3 separate regions of the Mus musculus genome follow, and regions 1 and 3 are each linked to region 2. A link is a loop called in an ENCODE intact Hi-C map of the cell type or tissue named here. Cell type or tissue: left cerebral cortex. All regions are shown on one strand.

What was found. Hi-C counts contacts between places; a loop is a spot of excess contacts. Peaks named below come from ENCODE experiments on the same cell type or tissue, not always from the same donor. Only the 100,000 strongest peaks of a DNase experiment are listed, where the experiment ranks them.
Region 1: a loop joins it to region 2, with 2.3 times the contacts of the local background. A loop is called at or near these places in 2 of 42 quality-filtered maps.
Region 3: a loop joins it to region 2, with 5 times the contacts of the local background. A loop is called at or near these places in 3 of 42 quality-filtered maps.

The regions. Positions count from the first base shown.
Region 1 is chr11:109,070,613-109,078,612 of GRCm38, reverse strand. No RefSeq gene overlaps it. Among named protein-coding and RNA genes, the nearest start is that of Gm24149, 7.5 kb to the right of the region's middle. In left cerebral cortex, no CTCF peak of the experiment used is centred here; DNase peaks (open chromatin) are centred at 1,460 and 3,456; H3K27ac peaks cover 286 bases.
Region 2 is chr11:108,921,885-108,929,884 of GRCm38, reverse strand. It overlaps Axin2 (axin 2), which reads right to left. Exons shown (of 11, transcript NM_015732.4): 2 at 5,783-6,733. The coding sequence starts at 6,597. Among named protein-coding and RNA genes, the nearest start is that of Axin2, 5.5 kb to the right of the region's middle. In left cerebral cortex, CTCF peaks have their summits at 931, 3,299 and 4,492 (motif pointing left); DNase peaks (open chromatin) are centred at 4,472, 6,317, 6,617, 7,594 and 2 more places; H3K4me3 peaks cover 4,242 bases; H3K27ac peaks cover 2,507 bases.
Region 3 is chr11:109,120,793-109,128,792 of GRCm38, reverse strand. No RefSeq gene overlaps it. Among named protein-coding and RNA genes, the nearest start is that of E030025P04Rik, 20 kb to the left of the region's middle. In left cerebral cortex, a CTCF peak has its summit at 4,313 (motif pointing right); DNase peaks (open chromatin) are centred at 3,130 and 4,309.

The DNA of each region.
Region 1 (8,000 bases), 150 kb before region 2:
CAACTCAGAAAATGACAGAGCCAGGATCTTCTCCCCTGGGAGTTCAAGAGATGGAAACACTGGCAAACAAGATAAACAGAGTACCCAGATGTCTGAAGCAGGCAGGTGGTAAAGGGAGTTCCCGTCATAGGTGAGAGGAGGCAGGGACCACCATCAGGGCTCTCTGGAGGAAGAAAGTAGGTGCTACCCCACCAGAAAAGTCTGCGGCTTAACAAAGGACATGGGAGAATAGATCGTTACAGGAAGAAGGCTGAGCCAAGAGGGAGAGGAGAGACAGGCAGGGAAGGCTTATATTTTTATAAGTGTATGCAGTTTAACTGATGGCCAAGAGCTCTGGACCAAGGCAACAAAGGAGCTTGAGAAGAGCGTAACTTTTCTTCTTGAAAAGTTTAGCTGCCTTAAAAACATAACTTAAGAGGCTAAGGAGATGACTCGGGAAAGTGCTTGTCAAACAAGCATGAGGAGCTGAGACCAATACCCAGAATCCATTTAAAGTGCTGGACACAGTAACACACATCTTTCAGCCCAGAGCTGAGGCAGGGATAAGATCCCAGGAGCACAGTGACCAGCTAGTGGAGCCAAGTCAGTGAGTGGCCCTGTCTTTAAAATAACAAGAGGGACAATTGACAAAGGCACCTGTTGTTGAATTCTGGCCTCTGATGTACCTGGAACTACACATAAGGATGTAAATACAGTATGCATGCATGAGCTTATAATAATGCTGGCACTTGGGAGGTGACAGCAGGAAGGTTAGGTGTCAAGATCACCCGTAGCTACATAGTTTGAGACCAACCTAGACTACATGAGACTGATCTAGGAGACAAGGTTATAATTTGTTTTGTTTTGTTTTGTTTTGTTTTGTTTTGAGACAGGGTTTCTCTGTGTAGCCTTGGCTGTCCTGGAACTCACTTTGTAGACTAGGCTGGCCTCAAACTCACAAGAGATCCGCCTGCCTCTGTCTCCCACCTTAAACTAGAATAGCCACCTTAGCCACAGTACTAGAACATCGCTAAGAGGTGTCACTTGCCCCAAAGACCCAGCAGACACTACGTTTGATTTAGACCCAGCCAGGCAGCAACTGCACTGCCTTTGTGAGCCTGGATCATGAGAATGGAGCGATCAAATCTGCAGCCATACAGAATACTGCTGTGAACGCAGAGCAAGCTTCCTAACTCAACCAAGACCCTTGGGAAAGGTCAGTCTCCTATCAAATGAGCCCCCCACCCCATCTTCTGTCCGCTACACAGTGCCAGCGTGTTTTCTTCCCTTGTGAAGTCAAGTGCTCCTGGCAGCCGAAGGGAGACCGAGAGAATGATGTTGTCCTTTCAAGCTGGTTTCCCGAGTCTGGCATGTAGGCAGGTGACTCATTGATTTTCCTCTCTCCTCCGCAGAGGACTGCCACAGGTACGTGGATTAAAGGCGAGGAAGAAAGACTGAATTGAATGGTCCAGGTTGAAAGGAAACTTTTGAAACAGGTTTGAAGACTCCAGTCGGGGGTTGGTTTGGAGTGTGAAATGCCAGCCACCAGCTCCAGCTGCCTAACCTTGTTTAGATGTGGTTGAGAGGGAGGGAGAAAGTTACATAATTACCATGCTCCAAAGCTGAAAGGAAGGGAACTGCTTTCTTGTGTCTTTCTTTGGTTTGGGGCTGCCCGTGTGTGCTGTTCTGCAAGTCTGACTTTGAGATTGCAGGGTTTTTTTTCTTTCTAAAAAGCGATTAGGGTTTTGATTTTGTATCAAATTCCACAGACGCCAAGGCTCAGGGCTCCCAAAGGACCAGCCTTAACCTCATGGGAGGCGATGGAGGAGCCTAGGAACGGTGCGTAGGAAGCAAGCTACCTGACCTTGCTGCAGGACACACTATGTCCTGCTGTGAGATCCCGTGGGACATTCTGGAAGGAAATTGTCTGCAGGAGAGACCAGTGGAGAAGATGTGGGGTGCTTTAACTTAGGTAAGGAGAACAAGGATTAAGAATGTACATTCATAAGTGGCACGAGGGTGCCGATCTCTGCCCGGAGATGTGCTAAATTGTGCAGAAAAAGCCAAATCCATTTTCACCACTTTTGACTGCAACTTTGAGAAACAGTCCTAGCAAAGGTTAGGAAAAGAATTGAGCTCACTGGGTTCTTCCTTCCAGACCAAAGGACTAAAGTTTTGGTTTTTCAAAGGAGTCTAGGCAGGTAAGATGACTCAGTCTGGGTGCTTGCCATCAAAGTTTGACAGATCTGGGTTCCACCCCCAGAACCCACACTCAGAAGAGAGCTGCAACTAATGATGGTGATGATGATGGTAGTGGTGGTAACAGATAGATAGATAATTTAATAAATTTTTAAAAGACATGACCAGAAATGAGAAGAGAAGAGAATTTATTTCATTCTTCTCTCTCCCTCTCTCCCTCCCCCCTCCCCCTCTCCCTCTCTCTCTCCATCTCCCTCCCCCTCTCCCTCCCTCTCCCTCTCCCCCTCCCTCTCTCCCTCTCCCTCTCCCCCTCTCCCTCTCCCCCTCCCCCTCTCCCTCTCCCCCTCCCCCCCATCCATTACTAGAGATTGAATCCAGGGCCTTGTGCATAGCAACTAGGCAAGTGCTTTACCACTGAACTATATCCCTGTCTTTCTCTTCACTTGTTATTATGGGACAGGTGCTCACTGAAATTGCCCAGGCTGGCCTTGAACTGTCTATGTTGCCAAGGCCAGCCTTGATCTTGTAGTCTTTCTGCCTTAGCCTTCCCAATATACAGCATCACACCATCTGAGAAAGAGAATTTTATGTCCAGCAGAGTCAGATACTAGCCTCGCTGGTACTAACCTCCCAGAAAGTCCCATGGGACTCCTGGAAACAACAGCCTCTCCAGAGGCCAGAAGAGTCACAGTGGGACGCATCCCTCTGCATGAAAGCACAAAGCCAACCAGAGTGAACCCTGATTTCCCTATGCTCCTGTGAATTTAGCATCCCCAGTCTGCAGATGGGAAAGCAGAACCGTGAAGGACCCCACCCATGACTATACTAGAGCTCACACCCCTTTCAGACCATACTACTGGTCAACCAGCACATCTGTTCAAGAAACCTACCATGGCTCCGTAGACCTTGCACTCCTAGCCAGGCCTCCCTGTGTTCTTTATGGATCCCAAATGTATTACGATTCTTCCAACCCTTGTAGAAGCTTGCGCTGTATGTGGAAGAGTGAGAAGGAGAAAGCGGTCTCTCAGGTGAAAGTGGATAGAGGAGGTGAGCTCAGGTGATCAAGACATGGATCTGAAGTAGGACCGCAAGATGACCGAGCATCCGCCTGTGACTCAGATCATTTAGGATGCTCAGCTGGACACGTTTCCCTTCTCCTTCCATGGAGCCTTCTCTGAGTCTGACACCGATTACGCTCAAGGTAGAATCCACTGCAGATATTTCCTCCTCCTGTGCCTTCCTTCGTACAGATTCTCTGTGGGCCTTGGCAAGCTTCTAGCTTCTTCCCGCCTCCCTGTGAAAGCAAGTGCATGTGCAAGTGTGTGTGTGTGGGGGGGTGGAAGCTGCATGTGCAAGTGTGTGAACATGCTCACATGTGTGGGTAGGTAAGTGCATCTATAGAAGCCAGAGATTGACATTAGGTAGACACTTGAGTTGTCTCCGCCTTAATTTTTGAGACAGGGTCTCTCATGGAATCAATAGCTCACCAATCCAGTTAGATTGACTGGCTAGCAATCTCCAGGGAGTCTCCTGTTTCTGCCTCTGCAGTGTTGGGGTTACAGACAAACGCCACCATGTCTGGCTTGATTATGTGGGTGCTGGGGTCTGAACTCGGATCCTCATGTTTGTGTGCCAGACACATGACCGACCAAGCACCATCCTCTAAACCCTTGATAAGCATTGTTTTGAAGCCATGACGTCATAGTCATCTTTTCTCATTCCTCAACGATACACACATCCTTGCCTTTCTGAAATTACCTGTGGTGTTCAGATGTGGTAGAAAATATGACAGTTATTGAAGAAATGCTTATTATTCTGAAAAACCGTTAAGCTGCCTTCATCAATTTCCCTGGCCCTGTGACAATTGTTATATCCTAACTTGGTTATTCCATTACTCTAGGCCTATAAAGTGCTTTTGTGAATAGAATGCTCCTTCCCCAAAACACTGCCTTGTCAATATTTCCATTTATAAATTCTACTGCACATAAGGAAGTTAATGACTGGGTGTGCCACATGGCAACACCTTGTGTGCAACAGGCATCCTGTTAGGTTATGTAGTGAGATCTACTGTTGGACTTTCTCGGCAGCTTTAATCCCATTACTATTAGGTGAACATAAATGGCTTCCAGTTTGTTCTCCTCATTATCTATTTTGATCTGTTGAAACGGTCTCCTGACAGGTTATGGGATTAATTGACTGTCTTTTATAAAGACTACTTCCAGGGAGCTAGGGAGATGGCTCAGTTGATAGAGTGCTTGTTGCACAAGCATGTAAAAGCTAGGTATGGTAGTACAAATCTGTAATCCTGATAGATGGAAGGCAGAGAAGGAAGATGCTTGGGGCTTGCTGGCCAGTCAGTCTAGTCCAGTTGGTGAGCCCCAGGTTCGAATTAATGAATGAATGAATGAATGAATGAATGAATGAAAAAATGAATGAGGTGGCAAATGATAGGAAAACATTCAATGTCAGCATCTGGACTTTACATGAATACCTAAACACATACACATAAGCACATATGCATACCACACATTCACACACACACATACAGATACACAGACCCAAACAGACATGCACACACTAGCAAGAAGTCTATTGACATATATCTTTAATCCCAGTTACTCAAGAGACCAGCCCAATGTCTATCTAGAATCTTAGCAAGAGCCTATCCCAAAATAAAACAATACAAAAGGAATTGGAAGTGTAGCTCAGGGGTAGTGTTCTTGCCTAGTATACATAAGGCCCTAAGTTCAATTCCTAATATGGCTAAACAAACCAACAAATGAACAGGACTGTAGAAGCATACCCATTTTTGATATGTTAATACATGTAACACTACTCTTGCTCACAGTTTCTTCATCTCTCTTCCTCTGTCTTTCTTTCTGAAAAGCGACTCATGGGCAAATTAAAATGAGCGGTCACTGTCAAAGTCACAACCCACAGGCAGTATAATAAATCACAGTCGCCATAGCCATTAGTCTGTAGCTCGTGAAGACACGGGAACGTTTATAGCAATAAGTTGGATGCATCCCAAGCCATCGATTAAGCTGAGCCAAGATTTTCTGCTCTCTTCACACCATTTCCATTGCCTCCATCTTGGCAACAGCAGGCACCCGCTTTCTAATATAAGCAACACCAAGTAATCAAGGCCTACTGGGGTTGCCTCTTCTAGCCCAGGACATGCAGAGTGTGGTTCATTGACACTGGCCCACGAGATCATTTAATTTGGCCTTGACATCTTGAATATCATCATGGGTCAGAGGGCTTGTTTCATGAAGCCACTCGCAGATCATTTCTGGATTAGTTACTGCCCTTGAAATCCCTAGAAGGAGAGAGTCGAGTCCTTCACCTCTACTCCCGAGTCGCCTCCTGAATGCTTCTGCGTGGGTCATGTTAGGAATGGCTCCTGATGAGTCTGAAATGGAAAGACAACAGAGTGGTGACCGCCCCCCCCCCCAACAACCCCGCATATAGTAACTCCCCAGCGCTAGGGAGTTGGGGGAAGGAAGACAAGGGGATCCAAGGAGCTTCAGATTTAGTTTCAAAGCTCAGGGTGAAAAGTGATTAAAGAAAACAAAACACATTGGCCTCAGCTCCACATGTCCCTGCCTGTGTATACATGCGTGTGTGCACACACACACACGCTCCACACTTGTTATCTTGTCATCCTTGTGCTACAGAGGTGGAGACCTTCACATCCCAGGGACTCACTGGCCTACCAAGCTAGCCACCTGGTGAATTACAGACCAGTAAATGGACCTTGTCTCAAAAAAAAAAGCCAACCCAAAGGCAGTCAGCACTTAGGACCAACACCCAGGTTGTCTTCTGACCTCCACATGTACACACATACATACATGTGTGTATGCATCTGCACACATTGTGTACCTGCACACACACGAACATGCACTCATACATACACACAAAACAAAAGAACCCCTGGGGCAGGTGTGTTCACCCAGGAGAGGAATCAAAGGTACGGAAGAATGTTGATACATCTTTTGTGACGAGAAATCTAATAATACTTTCTCCTGGTCTCCTCCTTCGGTTTGAATTTGTATAAGTGAACCTACACCAATATAGCATTTGGGACATGACCACAAAAGGGTCCCCAGAAAGCTTCAGTGCCCAGAGGGCAACCCCAGTTGCCATTCTTTGCCTCAATACTTCTTAGCTATCTCCCACCCCCTTCTATGTCTTCCAGTTACAAAATTGGAATCAAACGTGCAAGTGAAAAACATTCAAACTCTCTGCTCCAAGAACAATGGGCCCATAATTGAGAAAAGATTGTTGATCTTTAAATAGACCAGCCCACAGATGTTCAATGCCTAGGGACGCAGACAAAAGAAAGCTGACCACTTGAAACATTTCGTTCTTTTTAAGCACACAGGTTTCTAAGAACCAGCTCCTGCTGCTGCGGGTGTCTTAGCTGCTAGCATGGCATCTGGGGGCAGTGGGGGTCAGAGAGAGGGTGTGAGAGCATCCCGTTGGCCAGGGCTTTGCACACTTCCTTCTATACTTTCCAGTAATCCCCAAAGGAAGTCTCATGATACCAAATCTCCATAGAAAGAGCCCAAATTCGAGAACTGTCTTTCTTACATTAGTGAGTGTGGAGACAGTTCTGCTTCGAAGCAGCGGGTGGTCAGGAAGTAATGGCTCAGCTTCCTGCAAATTTAAACTTCTAGAAGAACCAAGTACAAACTAAAGGGATCTAGAGAATGCTTCAGGTTTGAAGAACTTAAAGTGCTTTTTGAGCTAAGTCTGCCTACAACTCTTTCCATGTACAACATAGGAATATGCAGGCCAATAGAATGCCCCTTCCTGCCTGCCAGCTGCCTCTTGTCTGCCTGTCTGCCTGCTTACCTGCCTGCTGCCTGCATTTTGCCCACCTGCCTACCTTCATACCTACCTGGCAGCCTGCCCGCCTTCCCCCCTCCCTTCCTCTTCCCTGTTCCCATTCTCCTCCCTCTCCCCCCATCTGTCTCCTTCCTTCCTACCCTTTTCTCCTTTCCTCTCCCCTTTCCTTCAGACCTTTCTCTTCTGCCTCTTGTGTTTTTTCTCTTCTTTCCCTTCCTTTCGCATTTTTCATTATTCCATTCATTGTTCTTTCCTTTTATCTTCCTCCTTCTGCTCCCTTCCCAGTTTTTACCGCCCCCCCTCACCCACCCCTGCTCCATGGCTTTCTTTCTTCCACTTTCCTGTCAGTCTCCCTTGTCCCTTAGTCTGTTTTCTTTTAAAAACATTCCCGGCGTGTGGGCAAAAACCTTTTCCCTAAATTTGTTCCACGCTGTTGTTCTGGCCCATCAGCTGCTCGAACACAAGGGTTCTAAGTGCTCCTGACTTCCAGAGGCCATAAGCCATTTTGATTGAACTTAACTTAGTAAAATTAGCGAAAATGTTAAGCCTGCGCCCCACTAGCTCCCCATTGCAAAGTCGTTCCATGCAAGTTTCCTTAAAATCTCTGCAGCATTAAATCCTCCTTAATACAAACCCAGTATATTTATGGTGTCGACGTAATGTTTCAGAGAGGCCAAAAGCAACCGTTACACAAGTTGCTTCGTTATCAATAATCTAGTATCAGGCTTTTTATGTGTCATCTCTTTACACAATACATATCATTGATGACTTCCAGCAAATGCATCGTGGCAAAGGATTACTCTCATCAGAGGCAGCCTTTGAAAAGGATATGCTAATTTCTAGGGAGCAAGAAAACATCAAAACAGTGTCAGCAAATAGCCAAGGGACTCTTATGTCTTAATATCCCTTAGAACAGCTTTATCTCCTGGTGCAATGTGTAGCGCTCTATAAACAGGAAGCAAACGGCCGCA
Region 2 (8,000 bases):
CCTCTCCAGACTAAGAAGAGAGTGGGTGGGTGGGCTCTAACCAGCTAGGCTAAAGCTAGTTATACTAGTTACGGCTGGTACAAGGGCCAAGCAGGCCGTCTTGGTAAGGCAGGAGTCTGGGGGGAGGGTGGGTAGTATCATAGCTACTAGCAGCACATGGGGCCCAAGAGGGCCCCGTGGCTGGTCTGGAAGGGAGAGCAAGTGTGAACAGAAGCCCAGGGGTGAACTGCTGTCCTAAGCTGGCGAGGCTCTCAAGGGGGGGCAGGGGAACTAGAAAAGAATGTGGGGATGAAGCCCCAGCATAAGAGTCTCTGCTCTACCTGGATCCCTGAGTCTCTCTCACTGCGTGACCTGAGATGGGGGGACCTCCTTGTTGTCCTGTCACCCAGAACAAGGCTATACCATAGTCACATGACAGCACCTGCCCAGCATCTGGAGTCTCCTACGAGGGGCCCAATGGAGCTAAGCATCAAGACTAACCAATGAGAGAGCAACTGAGTGCAGCTGGACATTAGCTGGGGCCCTGTTTCTGTCCCACATCACCAGTCTGGACTTGTGGCTCAGAAACAGAAATGCCTAGAATGCAAACCAGGGGTACTACATGTGAACTGTCTGTACACTTTTAACACGTGGCTCTAAATTGCCCCTAGGCCACGGTGCTGCCCTACTGCTGAGGACAGGGAGACTTGTCACCTCCTCATACTTTTTAATGAGAATTTAAGACTGCTAAGACTATCCCTGCCTGTTCCTCGCCAGCAAGTCCTCACTCTGGAGTTCCCAGGCAACCAAGATAGCAAGGACGGAGAGCACAGGGGGCAGAGGCAATTGAGGGGGTGACCAGTGGCAGTAGGCTCCCAGCTAGTGAGGGACTCACAGGAAGATGGTGAGTCCTTGCTCACTCTTGCCTCTAGAGGCTGAACGGCAGCGGCAGCGGCAGCGACAGGCACCACATGGGGTGAGAGAGGACAGAGAAAGGCCAAGTCTTTATTGAAAACAGTCTGGAGTCCCCTGCTGGGATGGGCCTGTCGCAGTAACTACTACAGGGTCCCCTCCTTGGGAATCCAGTGTTACATACAGTCTGCACACTCATGATGTGGTGTAGAAGTCAGGGGCCTAGAACTGGTGTTGGCTTAGCTAATGGGGGCAGGACACAGCTCCAGGAGGGGCTGAAAAAAAAAAAAAACGGACAGTTCAAACATGGCCACTTGCCTTGCAGTTTCTAAAGGCAAGAGCATTGAAATGGGGGGTGGGGGTGGGGCAAGCACCCCAGTCGTGCTCCCAGTACCCAAATGCCAGCAAAAATGAAGAGATGTTGTGTCCCCAAACCTCTCCTCCTTTCAAAGCTGTAGTATTTAGCATGTATCACAGCTGAAAGACCGTGTGCTCTGTGGGGGGACAACCTGTCTTCACACGTGTATCCCCAACACCAAAAGCAGGGGTGGCCCCGTGGCAGGAGCTCCAAACTTGGCTGAGCCTCCTTCAAAGACCTACATCCATCAAATGGGCTGCTGAAAAGGTCTTCAAGAGGCACAGCAGCGGTGCAAGATCAAAACAGCGAAAGCGGCCTTAAATAGCCTTCAAACACCTTCCCTCCCCTTGGTCTTGCTATCTTGGTGGTATTAACACATCAGCAACGTCTCAGATCTAAGACTTAAACTCCAGCCTCTTAAAGGAGAAAATGACTCAATAGAAATTCCTTCCTCACCATTGCAACAAAAAAGATGCCCAAGTCAAACCCCGAGGGCCTCTGTGTGTGTGTGTGTGTGTGTGTGTGTGTGTGTGTGTGCGCACACACACCCCTTTCGCACATGGCTCTCAAAATAAACTTGTCTCCCTCTACTTCCAAAATAGAGGGCTACTGTGTGATCAGTCATTAAAAATGGAATACACTGCTCTTAACTCAGCTGACTGCAAGGAAGTGCTTGGATTTTCCGACCACCATAACAAGACAGGCAGAGAGAGGGGCAGGGTGGTGGGGGAGATGCACAGCAGATACTCAGCTTGTAAGCACTTGCAACTTTCTCCAAAGTGCCTCGTAACGTTAAGAAAATAGATTAGAGCTCTTTTCTCCTGATTACTTAAAAAGGGCACGGTGGGAGACTGGAGCGTGCTACCTTAAGTGTGCCCAGATGCTTTGATGATTTCAAGAGGGTCGTACTCCCAAATGTGCAGGGTCTCTGCCTTCCTGCAGAGCCCAGAGGCTTGGGGGACACAGTGCGGGCCGTGCACCCACCGGCCACTCTGCCACTGAGCTGACACCATGGCTCCTGAGGGAAGGAAGTGTGTATGCCCGGCCAGTTCAGGGCCTCTTTAGGAAATGCTGGGTCTACCCCCCCCCCCCGAACCCCCCACCCCGGCTATGGGAAGCCAAAAGAACCCATCAAAGGGCCTCCCCATGAGGACCCTCTCCCAAGAGAACAAGAGGACCCACTTCTGAGGCTGAGCTTAGGGGCTCTCGGTGAGAGCCTCTGACACTTTACCGTCAGGTCAATACCCTCTTGGACTAGCATTCGGGGAGGCAGGATGGAGGGACGGGTGGACAGTGAGGGGTCAGTGTCTTCTGTAACCAAGCGCGGCTGGCTTGTGGAGTGTGTCTTAGCCAGCTGCGCTCCTTGGCGTTTCGTCCTCTCATTACTGGCCACTGCTCTCCGCATAGCTATCTTGTGGCATCATTTTCTTTGATAATTGAAGCCAAACTTGATTCCAATGGCTCCTCACACGCACACACAAACGGGCCTCATCAGCAGAGTTCTTTCAGAGAACAGGAAGGCCTTGTGGCCGGCACAGGACAGTCTGCTGGGCCCCTGGGATTTTAAGCCAGGCCAGAGCAGAAGGCCCAAGGGGAGGTAGATGAACCCTGCCCAGGGCCAGGGCAGAAGGGGCAGAAAGGGACGCACACAGGGAGCTCTCTGAATGCTCATCTCTGTATCCTCCCCCTCTTAAAATAAGTGTGGGCCTAGCGCCTTAGCTCACAGCCCTGGCTCCACACAGCTCTAACACACCTCAACGCTGGCAGGGGAAGGGGTGTTGTTTGTGTGAGGGGTTAGGACACACGCTCCCACCAGCAGGTCACTTATGCCCTTAGCTATTTATAGAGACCATCAAGGGCCTGGGCAACCCACTCAACCAGGCACAAACCAGAGCCCTTCCCTCCAAGGGTAATTTCTGCTCTTCCGTCCAAACTATTTATATTAAACCCGACACCAAATCGGTAAGGGTACAAACAAGTCGTTAAAATCTTAGGCTCCTTTGAGTGCCCACATAAACACAGGGCTTGGAAGGCTGGCCGGTGCCTTGGGCACCCAGTGGCCAAGATGACAGTGTGCAGCTGAGGTAGACTGGCCCCTCAGCAGGTTCAAGCTGCTTCCTTCATTCACTTCACTGGGTAGCCTCCTCAACTTGGCTCCAGCGGGATGAGTGAGCTGTGAGCAGATGGGGGTGGGGGAGACTCAACTCTAAGAGGGGGGGGGGCTGGTCCCTGTGTTCCAATAATGCTGAAAGGCAGACTTTTAAAAGTTCAAAAAATAGAGAAAGTAGGGGAGGGGGGATCTAAAATATTATAATGAGGAATGGGCTAAAACCTTCAGAGTTGCCATTTAAAACAGCCATGTGCTAACCTTGCTGCCCTTTTTGGAGACCCAATTATTATTGTTAATTATACTAATTATAACACTTAACATCTTTTCAAAATGTTTCCCTTTACAAAAGCCTTTCATGTTTATGACTCTGATCCTAAGAACAACCTTAGGACACGGACAGGAGGGGACGGTGCCCACCCACCTCACAGATGGGACCATGAAAGTGAGAAAGTTTTCTACCCAAGCAATGCTATGGCGAGGCTGGAACTGGCCTTTCAGAGACACTGTACTAGGAGGAGAGCTTGCGTGTTAGAAAGAAGTAAGGGCCACCTGGGCGTGTCCAGGTAAATATGTCATTCCAGCGTTAACAGTAGGAGAACACGTGCTTGACCCAGTGTGGAAGCTAACGGGGTCACTCAAGAGCTGTCCTCCATTCATTCATCAATGGTCTCCACAGTTCCCAGCGCCTTGCCTGGAGAGCACTTTCTTACTGCTGACCCTGGGAAACCGCACTGTGTGCTATTTACAACGGTGACACTCTGGGCCTGACACTGAAAGCACAGAAGACCCTCTGTCAGAAGACTGCTGGGGAAGCAGCCTTACCACAGGCCTTAAGGAGTCTCATCACTGGCTGCCAGGCTGCGGGGGCAGGAAGCCAACGGCCAAGTTTACCTACAAGTCTTGCAATGGAGAGGGACAAGGGATGCAGGTGCCCGTGTGCACCCAGCTACAGCAGCCCCAACAGCCTCAAGCAAACAGCCTAGCTCTGCAAGCCAAGAGCCACTAGCCACTCCCCCCTCCTGTGATCCTACACTTGCCTTCAGAAAGTCAAGCCAGTTCCATTTAGGTGTAGACCAGATGTCTGAAAATTGGTTAAGTTCACTCCCAAAGCTGCAAGAGCGCCCTCTGGTGACTGGAGAGCAAGCCCTTCCCCTACTTGCCAGCAGCAGTCAAAACTGGAGATCTCATGCCTACATCATGCAGGACCTGATGGTGGAAACCCAAGAGGCTCCAGATCAGCAGTCAGGAGCGTACCCCCTCCAGCTGCTGCAGGACACTGGAGGCCACGCCCCGCAAAGCCAGCGAGATCTCCAGAGACCCTGTGCAGATCATATCCTGAGTCCCTGACACGGAGAAATGCACAGGGACAGAAGAATAAAGCCATGCAGATAGCAATCCAGTGTGACCGACCCCCCCTCCCCCCCCCACACACACCTCCCGTCCTGCATGTCACAGGCAACAGACTAAAATTATAATAGGTGCATCCTCTTCTGGGATCGCCAGAAGCAAAGGGCAGGGAAATGCATTCTAACAGGTCTGAAGTTGCCTGCAAGGACCAAGTATCTTGAGACTTAGTCAATCTATAATGGGCTGTTTGTTTTAGAATCTTTGAAAAGAGAAAGTGGTCTGGACGGCCAGGTTCCCCCTCCCCTACACACACACACTTCTCTATCAGCACTAAGCAACAAACCATCAACTGATGTCTGACCCTGGGGGCTCAAATGCATTTGAAAGCTGGATTAATAGCCCAGCAGACTCCAAAGTGTGGGCTCCTTCATAGGAGAAAGTCTCAGGGCCTTCCCCAAGTTAGTCAGAAGGCTTCCTTCCTTCCTGGGAAATACCGAATTCTACAAAGGGAACTGCAAAACTCAGTTGCAGTCGCTAGCAGTTCCACTCATATCCCCCCCCACGCCCCCTCCCCCAGTGCACACCATAACCCAGCTGCCCCTCCCCCCAAGCCAGAGTCATTCTACTTTGATGATTAGCAGTGGAATGACCTCTTCCCAAACTGGCGCTTAGTAGGTCTAGTGACTCAGAGGCATCAAAAGCTGCTGTATTCATATCCTCTCTTCCTCTTTTCCTCTCTCCCCACAGCCCAGGATAATAAGTAACCATATTAATAAACACTGCTTGCCACCGTTTGAAGTTAGCACTGGAAGGCTGCAGGTACTCAGCTATGTCTGCATTGCAACTCCCCCCCCACCCCCCCCCCACACACAAACAACAAAACATGAGATCAAAGGGTTCCTAGCCAGAAGCCCTAGCTCTCAATCAACCCTTTTCAGCCTCCCCCAGCCTAGCCAGCCACCACCTACCCACCCTTACAGAAGACATCTGCAAAGCTAGCTCATCTTCCAGGCCCTGTCCCCGATGCTCACCCCCATTCCCATTCCCACCCCAGCCCAGCCCAGTCCAAGCCTCACCTGAATCCGTTTTCAGCTGTTTCCGTGGATCTCACACTCGCGGTGGCCCGAAGAGTTTTGCTGGACAAGCCAACCACGGTGGGTGAGAGTTTGCACTTGAGGTCGGCACACGTCCACTCCTCTTCTTCATTCAAGGTGGGGAGGTAGCCACATAAGACCTTTAGGCTCCCCAGTCCCCCGTTACTCATGTAAGCTGTGTTTTCCCCCCCACTCCTCACATATTCCAGGTAAATGTCAGAAGTCAAGAACACCTGGTAGGCATTTTCCTCCATCACTGCCTGGATCTCGGTCTGTGCCTGGTCAAACATGACCGAGCCGATCTGTTGCTTCTTGATGCCATCTCGTATGTAGGTCTTGGTGGCGGGCTTCAGCTGCTTGGAGACAACGCTGTTGTTCTCAATGTACCTCTTATAGATTGCTTTGGCCACTCGCAAAGTTTTGGTATCCTTCAGGTTCATCTGCCTGAACCCATTACAAGCAAACCAGAAGTCCAGCGTATCCACACATTTCTCCCTCTCCAGGAAAGTCCGGAAGAGGTATGCACCATCCTGGTCACCCAACAAGGAGTGTAAAGACTTGGTCCACCTGGTCAAAGGGGAATCGGGGGAGGCCCGCCCCTCGGGCTCCCCCAGTCCATCTTCATTCCGCCTAGCATTAGAGGAAACGGGCATAGGTTTGGTGGACTGGACCTTGCCCACACTAGGCTGACACGGTGGGGTCTCCCCTTCTTCTCCCGGAACCGGGGGCCGCGGAGCATCCTCGCGGAAGCTGCTGCTGGGATCTGGAAGGAGAGTCACTAACACGGCGCTACTCATGGTGAGGGAGAGCGTCTCACTGAGTTTGGATTTTGTTTTGCTTTTTTTCCCTCCTCCTCCTTTTTCTTCTTCCAGTTCCTCTCAGCAATCGGCTTGGTCTCTCTTAAGTCAGCAGGGGCTCATGTGAGCCTCCTCTCTGGAAAGAAAAGGAGGGGGGAGGGGGGAGAGAGAAAAGGGTATTGATCTAATCAAAACCAGATCTACCCAACATCAAAGCAAGAAAGTAAACAGGCTTTTCAACTCCTCAAATTCAAATCAAGCAACCCAGCTATCCGCGAGGTGCTCGTCTCAAGTATCCGACGCAGCTTTTTCAAAGGCGAAATCTGAGCTCCACACACACTTTTTCCGCGGGGGGGGGGGGTGGTGTTGGGGGGTGGAAGGAGGAAGGTGAGGCAGAAACAGTGACACGGGAGGTGTAAGACACAACCTTCCCCGCATTCACGGGGGCCAGGGACACGCCGGGTAGGTAGTCTAGCCGTACCCACTCCCACGACAACCAGAACACGCAAGCCAGCCGACCGGCTGCGTGCAGGTGAAACCAATTTCAGTAAACTTCCCCACTCTGCTCTGCACAGATAACTCGAGTTCTCAAAGTGCCCTTCCCCGGCATCTGGTTCCCATTCCCCCCCCCCTCCTTCTGCGCTCCCTCGTCCCACTTCTTACAGAAGATCCCCGCCTGGGGAAAAAAAAAAAAAAGCCCGCCCAGCATCGGCGGGAAGGGGGTCAGCGACTCGCGGATTCGGCATGCACCCCCCACCCCCGATGATGTTGCCTAAACTCAAGACTCCACCAAAAACGTGGCTCAGTCTACACCTCTTGTCTTCTTTGCCTCCCCAAAGCAGAAACCAGTTCACTAACTTAGAGGCTTTGATCTTCAAACTTTTAAAGAGAGAAGAGAAACCTCGAGACCCGCCGCCCCCGGCTCCCCAGTCCACCTCCTAGAGCCACGAACCCAACAAAACCGGATCAGAAGGCTTCTCACGCTACTACTGCCTGTGCCAAGAATCCCAAACTACACTGATCCCAAGCCAGTCCTTTCTCCAAAAGAAAAGAAGTCTTATCTAACCAATAAACAAGCTTCTCTCCCTAGCCAGGGAAGGATCAAACTAAGGAGGGGCGGGCCGGGGTACAGGGAGGGACGCCAGGCCAGCTGCCCGAGACCCCGGGTCTGGGTCGATGCACCCCACCCCAGTCCCGGAGCTCAGGCCGCCAGGCTGGGCACAAACCCGAAGTGGTGGGGCCGGACAGTGCCGCGCACCCGGGCGCAGAGAAGGTGGCGAGGCGCCGTTACCTGGAAGATGAAGGCCGCCAGGCTCTCATCTCCTCTGAGCCCCTCCTGTCCCGTCCCTCCCCGGCCCAACTGCAAACGAAAGCCTCCAGAGTCCCGGTATGCCGTCCACCAG
Region 3 (8,000 bases), 200 kb before region 2:
GGGAGAAGCCCTTGAAGGACTATGGGGCACTGGTCTCTTCCTCTCTCTCTCTCTCTCTCTCTCTCTCTCTCTCTCTCTCTCTCTCTTGCTTCTTTCTCCTATAATATGAGTGTTTATCCCGCAGTTCACTGTTTCTTGCTGTGGTGGATCCCTCACCACAGGGTCAGAAGAAAATTCAAACATGGGTTGAAATTTGCACAACTCTTAGCCCAAATAAGCTCTTTGTAAACTTAGTACTTAAAATACTTTGTTGTAGAAATAGAAAGCCAGCTAACACAAGAACTTATGGAAGAATTAATGAAGTCTGAAAGCCTCCATTTTAAAGTAATATACTTTTTTTTTTTTTGTCATGGGAGATGCATGAGCTATGGTCTGGATGTATCCCCCAAGGTCCATGGGTTGGGAGTTTGATCCCTCAATGTGGTAATGTTGGGAGGTGGGGACTATGAGACGTATTCAGGTGGTAGGATATGCATGAAAGAGCAGGTTGCTGTCATCATGTAAGGAGTGGGTTAGTCCCCACGAAAGCCTGTGCTATAGAGCTGCTCCTCCCGCTGCTCTTCTTCAGCAAGTCCTCATTTCCCTTCTGCTTTCTATCGTGAGGCAATGAAAAAAATAATGTTGTTGTCACACCCTCGGACTTCCCAATTCCCTCCATCATGAGTCAAATAAACCTCTTCCCTCAGGGCTGGGAGAGAGCTCAGTAGTACAGCGCTTGCCTAGTGTACACATGACCAGGCATCAGTCCCCGGTACCACAAATAAATGCCATCCTGTTGTAAGTTACATAGCCTTTAGTATTCCCTTATAACATGAAAAAAAAAGTTGGCATATTACAGCTACAATAACACAAGAGGCTAACAGTAGGAGAAAGCATGTGTGGCGTGAATAGGGACATTACTGTCTTTACAAATGTTCTATAAATCTAAACCTCTTCTAAAGTTCAAAAGGTATATTTTTAAAAAAAATAACCTACCCTCATGCATATATTCCAGAGGTCGGGAGTGGTCAACTAGCAGCAAACAAATGAATGTAAGTTATGTGTTGGATTGGAAGGAAATCCATGCCTGTGTGGGGCAGCCTGCACTCTGCATCTTTTGGTAGGATGATTTTGAAATATAAAGCACTCATAAGATGTGTTGTGTGGCAAGCAGAAGCATAATTAAAATATTTCCAACAGAGAGCCTATAAAACAAGGTGGTGTGCACAGCACATCTAAGATTCGAGGGTACGTGCCTTTCTGAAAGTCTCATGAGAAACAAGCTTTCAAAGAGCCCGGGACTCAGTAGTAGCACTATTTGAACATTCCTGTGGGAAACTGTGGCATACAAACTGGGCACCAGTCTCAGATCAACTTGCAAATGAGATGATACCATAACTCATTTATAGATGAACTAACTGAGACTTGGGGTGCTCACACACCTTTCCTCGGGGGCTGTGGAGAGAGCTCTGTAAAGTGCTTTCTCTGTACGTATGGAGGTCTTAAGTTCAATTCCCTAGGGCCCATGAAAAACAGCTGGGTGTGAGGAAGGGCTCTTGAAGTCCTGGTGCTGGAGAGAGAGAGAGAGAGAGAGAGAGAGAGAGAGAGAGAGAGAGAGAGAGAGAGAGAGAGAGAGGGAGAGAGGGGGAGAGGGAGAGAGGGAGAGAGGGAGAGAGAGAGAGAGAGAGAGAGAGAGAGGCAGATCTTTGAGCTCACCTGCCAACCAGCCTAGATGGATGCTCAAGTTCTCTAAATGAGGTGGCTAGCATCCTGAGGAATGACACACAATGCTGATCCCTTGACACCATACTCCTGTGCATGCACACACACGCTTACCACACATGTACTCCCTCACCCAAGAACCTTGCACCTTGCTTGCATTAGTATGCTTTTATACTTATGGGAGATAAGTATGGCTTTCCGGTGGCTCCTCCCTGCTCTCTTTCAACATTAGAGACCAAAGCACATGACACTCAACTCATTTATTTTGTTCTTGGCAGCCACAGAAGCCCCACACACTATACTCCCCTAACGTAGGCTGGCCAGGCACACACACACACACACACACACACACACACACACACACACACACACACAGCACATGCCAAAGAATCCCAAAGCCTTCCTTGATGTGGTCCCAGAGGAAGCCCGTGTTGAAAGCAGACACACACAGACCGCCGCTGGTGACTCACAGCTCCTGAACCTCCCATAGTCGGTTGCACAAACTTTTCCAGCGTATTGAAGTCTTGGAGGAACGGGGCTTCCTGGGAAGATATCAAGGAAAATGTTCTAGGAGCTGGCCAGCAAGCCCAACTCAGGGAGTCCTCAGCCTCTTTTTGAGGTTTCTTTCTCTGTCTTTTTCCCCTCAGCAATTCCTTTCAATTCTTTCCCTATCGCCATTGACCTTGTTAGAGTTGGTAGCTCTCTCCCCGTTACACTGTTGCACTTCTGTAAATGTTTTTGCTCTTTGTTCTACTTGCTGCGCTCTTTGAGCTTGGCTGTGAAGTCTGTTCACTGAGGCCCTTCTGATCCAATTGCTCCTTGCCTGCACATCCTCTCCCCAGGTATCAAAAACAAGGGCAGCCGGGCCTGGAGGGCCCCTCATTAGATGGAGGCGGCGGTGCCCAACCACCAGTCACAAGCAGAGAGGGCAAAGCTGACTCTACGAATGACCAGTATTGAAAAGAAAGCTCCAGGGGTGGGTGAGAGACACAGACTGGTAAAGTCAGAAGCAGAAGGTTAAAAATAAAGAAAAGAGGGAAAAAAGACCACCAAAAAAAGTCTGCTTTTTGACTGCCTAAGCGGATCTCCTTTTAGGACCTGCGGCTTTCCAAAAAAAGGGTTCTATGAGGGGCAAACCATTTCATGCTGCAAAAAAATCTTCCAACTGAAAGCGATACCTTGGGTACGTCAGACATCCATCCACTCCCAAGAGTGGCTGGCTGTACTCTACTCTCTGCTCTGCAGATGGGAGAGGCTCTTTATCCCTGCAAATGTGCCGCAGTGATCAGAGAACGCGTCGCTGGTCAGCTCCAGCAGGACCAGAGTCTGAGAACTTTGCTTTGGGATCCAGATGAGTCAGCCTCCTTGGAGAGAGGACAATGAGGGACCAGAGTGCTGGAGAGTTGCCACAAGGGGCTGGAGGCACACACAAAGTGCAGGCAGAGAGATGCAAGGCTCTTTGGGGATGTTGGCTTTCCACTAAACTCTGGGGGCAGGGGCTGCCACAAAAAAAAAAAACTGTTTATTCTGGGTAGCGCAAGTGGTACTGGCCTTGGGCATTAGGAGTCCTGGCTTTGAGCCCCACTAACCCAGTGTGACCTTGAGTAAGCCTCTGTACTCTAGTTCCTTTTCCATGAAATGGAGACAATGCCTTGTCTTCTCTGAGCAGCAGACAGATGTTTTCTTGAGCACCTACTATGTGCGTGGCACATATCTAGGATCCATTGAGGGAAACTCTCACAATTCAAGGCCAGGCTGGGCAACACGGTCCCAAAGTTTTTTTTCTTTGAAATAAAGAGTTACTATAGTAACAAATTTTAAATGTAATGGGCAACATTTTAGAAAAATTGGTTTACTCAAACCAACATTAGAAGAATTACAGAATATCTCTACCCCTAAATCCTTTTTTAAAATTAATCTTTGATTACAGAGATGCAAAGGTTTTGAAAGTCCCAGACCCACATGGCGTCACCAGTAAATTATTTTAAACATTCAAATAAGAAGTGACACCAGTTTTTCATAAACTCTTCCAAGAAATAAGAAAAACAAAATGCTTTCTAACTTAATTTATAAGGACAGGATAAACTTGATACCAAAACCTAACAAGGCATGTGTAAAATGGAAAATTATACTATGATGTGTCACATGAATAAAGAGTCACATTCTAAATTTATTATTTAGGGGCATGTGTGTGTGTGGGGGTGGTGTGGTGTGTGTGTGTGTGGGGGGGGTGTATGGATGTGTGCATGCAAGAGTGTGTGTAGGTGTGTGTAGGTATGTGTGTGTAGGAGTGTATGTATGTATATGTAGGAGTGTGTATGTAGGGGTGTGTGTAGGTATGTATAGGTATGTAGAAATGTGTGTACATGTTTGTAGGAATGTGTGTAGGGGTCTTATAGGGGTATGTGTACAGGAGTATATGTGTGTATGTAGGGGTTTGTGTGTAGGGGTGTGTTTGTGTAGGCTTTTGTGTGTATGTGTGTGCGTGTGTGTGTGTGTGTGTGTGTGTGTGTGTGTGTGTGTGTGTAGGGGTATGTGCTCATGAATCTGCATTCATGCCCAAGATGCAGCTGCCTTCAGAGGCCAGAAGAGGGCGATAGATTCCTTGGAGCTAGAGTTCTGTTGGCTGTTGGTAGCCAGCCACCTGACATGGTTCCTGAAAATCTAATTCAGGTCCTCTGCAAAAGCAAGATGCCAGTCCTCTTAACTGCTGAGCTGCCTCGCCATCCCCAAGACAAAAGTTCCATATAATAGGTTGGAAAAACACATCCAAAGATGTAATTTTCAAAAATAATAATATATCACAACACATTAAATTTGTTGTGTAGGTGTATGGATTGTTTACTACTAGTTAGCTAGCCAATGTAATTGATCCCGTGAGCAGGTGACCCCCATTGCCTCAATGGGTGAGCAAAACTTCCTTTATAAAATTTTGTAACCACTTACCACTAAAAAGTAGAAGTCTGTTAATTTTAAGTAGAGCTATGAATGTCTGCTAGAGTTAATTCTCCATAGCATTACACTGAGAATGCACCAATGTGATATAACAATTTATTGTTCTAGGGATTATTATTCACAAACAGCATAGAGAAATCTCAGAGAAATGCTAATAAGCTTGGTATGCTAAAAACAAAAAACTAATCATATAACTCAGACAATTATTTTGGTAAATTTTAATATGCAAAATCAACTGTATTTATGTAACTCAACAACAAAGCAATTAGAAAATAAGGCTTCTAGAGCAGTGGGTCTCAACCTTCCTAATGTTGTGACCCTTTAATACAGTTTCTTACCTTGTGGTGACCCTAGCCATAAAGTTACTCTTGTTGCTACTTTACAACTGTAACTTTGCTACTGTTAAGAATTGTAATATATACAGTAATATATTATGATATATGTATGTGTGTGTGTGTGTGTGTGTGTGTGTGTGTGTGTGTATTCCAACGTTTTTAGGCGACCCCTGTGAAAAGGTCACTTGACCTCCAAAGTGATCCACAGGTTGAGAACCACTGCCCTTGGGGATGGAGAGGTGGTTCAGAAGGTAAAAGCGCTTGACATGCAAGGCTGACAGCCTGTGTTAGACTGTTGGAACTCATGTAAAACTCAGGACACTAGGGCTTGCATCTGTAATCCTAGCATCCCTACAGTGAGATGGAAGACTGAAAAGTAAAAGCTCATGGGCTAGCTACCCTGAAGTACTGTGCAGTAGAAGAAACAAGAGAGACCCTGCCTGCTACACAAACACACACACACACACACACACACACACACACACACACACACACACACACCACTCCAGTCAATATTAAGTAAAACAAATATTTTTTTAATTTATGCTTACAAGCATATAAAACTTTAAATCTTCAAGTAAGTTTAGAACTGATAAAGGTTCAAGAATATAAAAGATGTAAGAGATAAAGAAAATTAGAGGTAATCGAATGATAGAGAATTACATATTTATTGAGTGTCTTGCTCAGGGTTACTATTGCTATGATGAAACACCAGGACCAAAAGCAAGGTGTGGAGGAAAGGATGTATGAGATTTATACTTCCACATCAGACTTCATCGTTGAAGAAAGTTGTGGCAGAAACTCAAACAGGACAGGAACCTGGAGGCAGGAGCGGATGCAGAGGCCAGGAAGGGGTGCTGCTTGCTAGATTGCTCGCCGAGACTTGCTCACCCTGCTATCTTATAGTATTCAGGACCTCCAGCCCATGATGGGCTGGGCCCTCCCCCATCAATCACTAATTAAGATAATGCCTCCAGCCCAAATCTTATGGAGGCATATTTTTCAATTAAGAGTCCCTCCTCTCAGATAACCACAGCCTGTCCTAAGCTGACGTAAAACTAGTCAGCACATTGAGAGTTAATTTTATAAAGATCTCAGTTCCAGTTTCAATGCCATCCCATTTTAAGAAAAAAAAAAAAAAGATGTTTTATGTGTGTCCTGACAAGATACTCCTCCAATGTATATTGAAATGCAAGCAGAGTTGAGTGGCGAAGATAGCTATGAACAACAGAATGGAAGCAGGTGGCCACCATACTGACATGAAGGTATCAATTGCTCTAATTAAGACCCAGAAATGAACCCACACACCTATGGTCACTTGATCTTTGACAAGGGAGCTAAAACCATCCAGTGGAAAAAAAGACAGCATTTTCAACAAATGGTGCTGGCACAACTGGTGGTTAACATGTAGAAGAATGGGAATTGATCCATTCCTATCTCCTTGTACTAAGGTCAAATCTAAGTGGATCAAGGAACTCCACATAAAACCAGAGACACTGAAACTTATAGAGGAGAAAGTGGGGAAAAGCCTCGAAGATAAGGGTACAGGGGAAAATTCCTGAATAGAACAGCAATGGCTTGTGCTGTAAGATTGAGAATTGACAAATGGGACCTCATAAAATTGCAAAGCTTCTGTAAGGCAAAGAACACCGTTAATAAGATAAAAAGGCCACCAACAGACTGGGAAAAGATCTTTACCTATCCTAAATCAGATAGGGGACTAATATCCAATATATATAAAGAACTCAAGAAGGTAGACTCCAGAAAATCAGATAACCCCATTAAAAAATGGGGCTCAGAGCTAAACAAAGAATTCTCACCTGAGGAATACCAAATGGCTGAGAAGCACCTGAAAAAATGTTCAGAATCCTTAATCACCAGAGAAATGCAAATCAAAACAGCCCTGAGATTCCATCTCACACCAGTCAGAATGGCTAAGATCAAAAATTCAGGTGACAGCAGATGCTGGCGAGGATGTGGAGAAAGAGGAACACTCCTCCATTGTTGGTGGGATTGCAAGCTTGTACAACCACTCTGGAAATCAGTCTGGCGGTTCCTCAGAAAATTGGACATAGTACTACTAGAGGATCCCGCAATACCTCTCCTGGGCATATATCCAGAAGATGTCCCAACTGGTAAAAAGGACACATGCTCCACTATGTTCATAGCAGCCTTATTTATAATAGCCAGAAGCTGGAAAGAACCCAGATGCCCCTCAACAGAGAAATGGATACAAAAAATGTGGTACATTTACACAATGGAGTACTACTCAGCTATTAAAAAGAATGAATTTATGAAATTCCTAGGCAAATGGTTGGACCTGGAGGGCATCATCCTGAGTGAGGTAACCCAATCACAAAAGAACTCACATGATATATACTCACTGATAAGTGGATATTAGCCCAGAAACTTAGAATACCCAAGATACAAAATACAAAGCACATGAAACTCAAGAAGAACAAAGACCAAAGTGTGTGTGACACTTTGCCCCTTCTTAGAATTGGGAACAAAACACCCATGGAAGGAGTTACAGAGACAAAGTTTGGAGCTGAGACAAAAGGATGGACCATCTAGAGACTACCATATCCGGGGATCCATCCCATAATCAGCCGCCAAACACAGACACCATTGCATGCACTAGCAAGATTTTGCTGAAAGGACCCTGATATAGCTGTCTGTTGCGAGACTATGCCGGGGCCTAGCAAACACAGAAGTGGATGCTCACAGTCAGCTATTGGATGGATCACAGGGCCCCCAATGGAGGAGCTAGAGAAAGTATCCAAGGAGCTAAAGGGATCTGCAACCCTATAGGTGGAACAACAATATGAACTAACCAATACCCCCTGAAGCTTGTGTCTCTAGCTGCATATGTATCAAAAGATGGCCTAGTCAGCCATCAGTGGAAAGAGAGGCCCATTGGTCGTGCAAACTTTATATGCCTCAGTACAGGGGAACGTCAGGGCCAAGAAGTGGGAGTGGGTGGGTAGGGGAGTGGGGGGGAGGGTATGG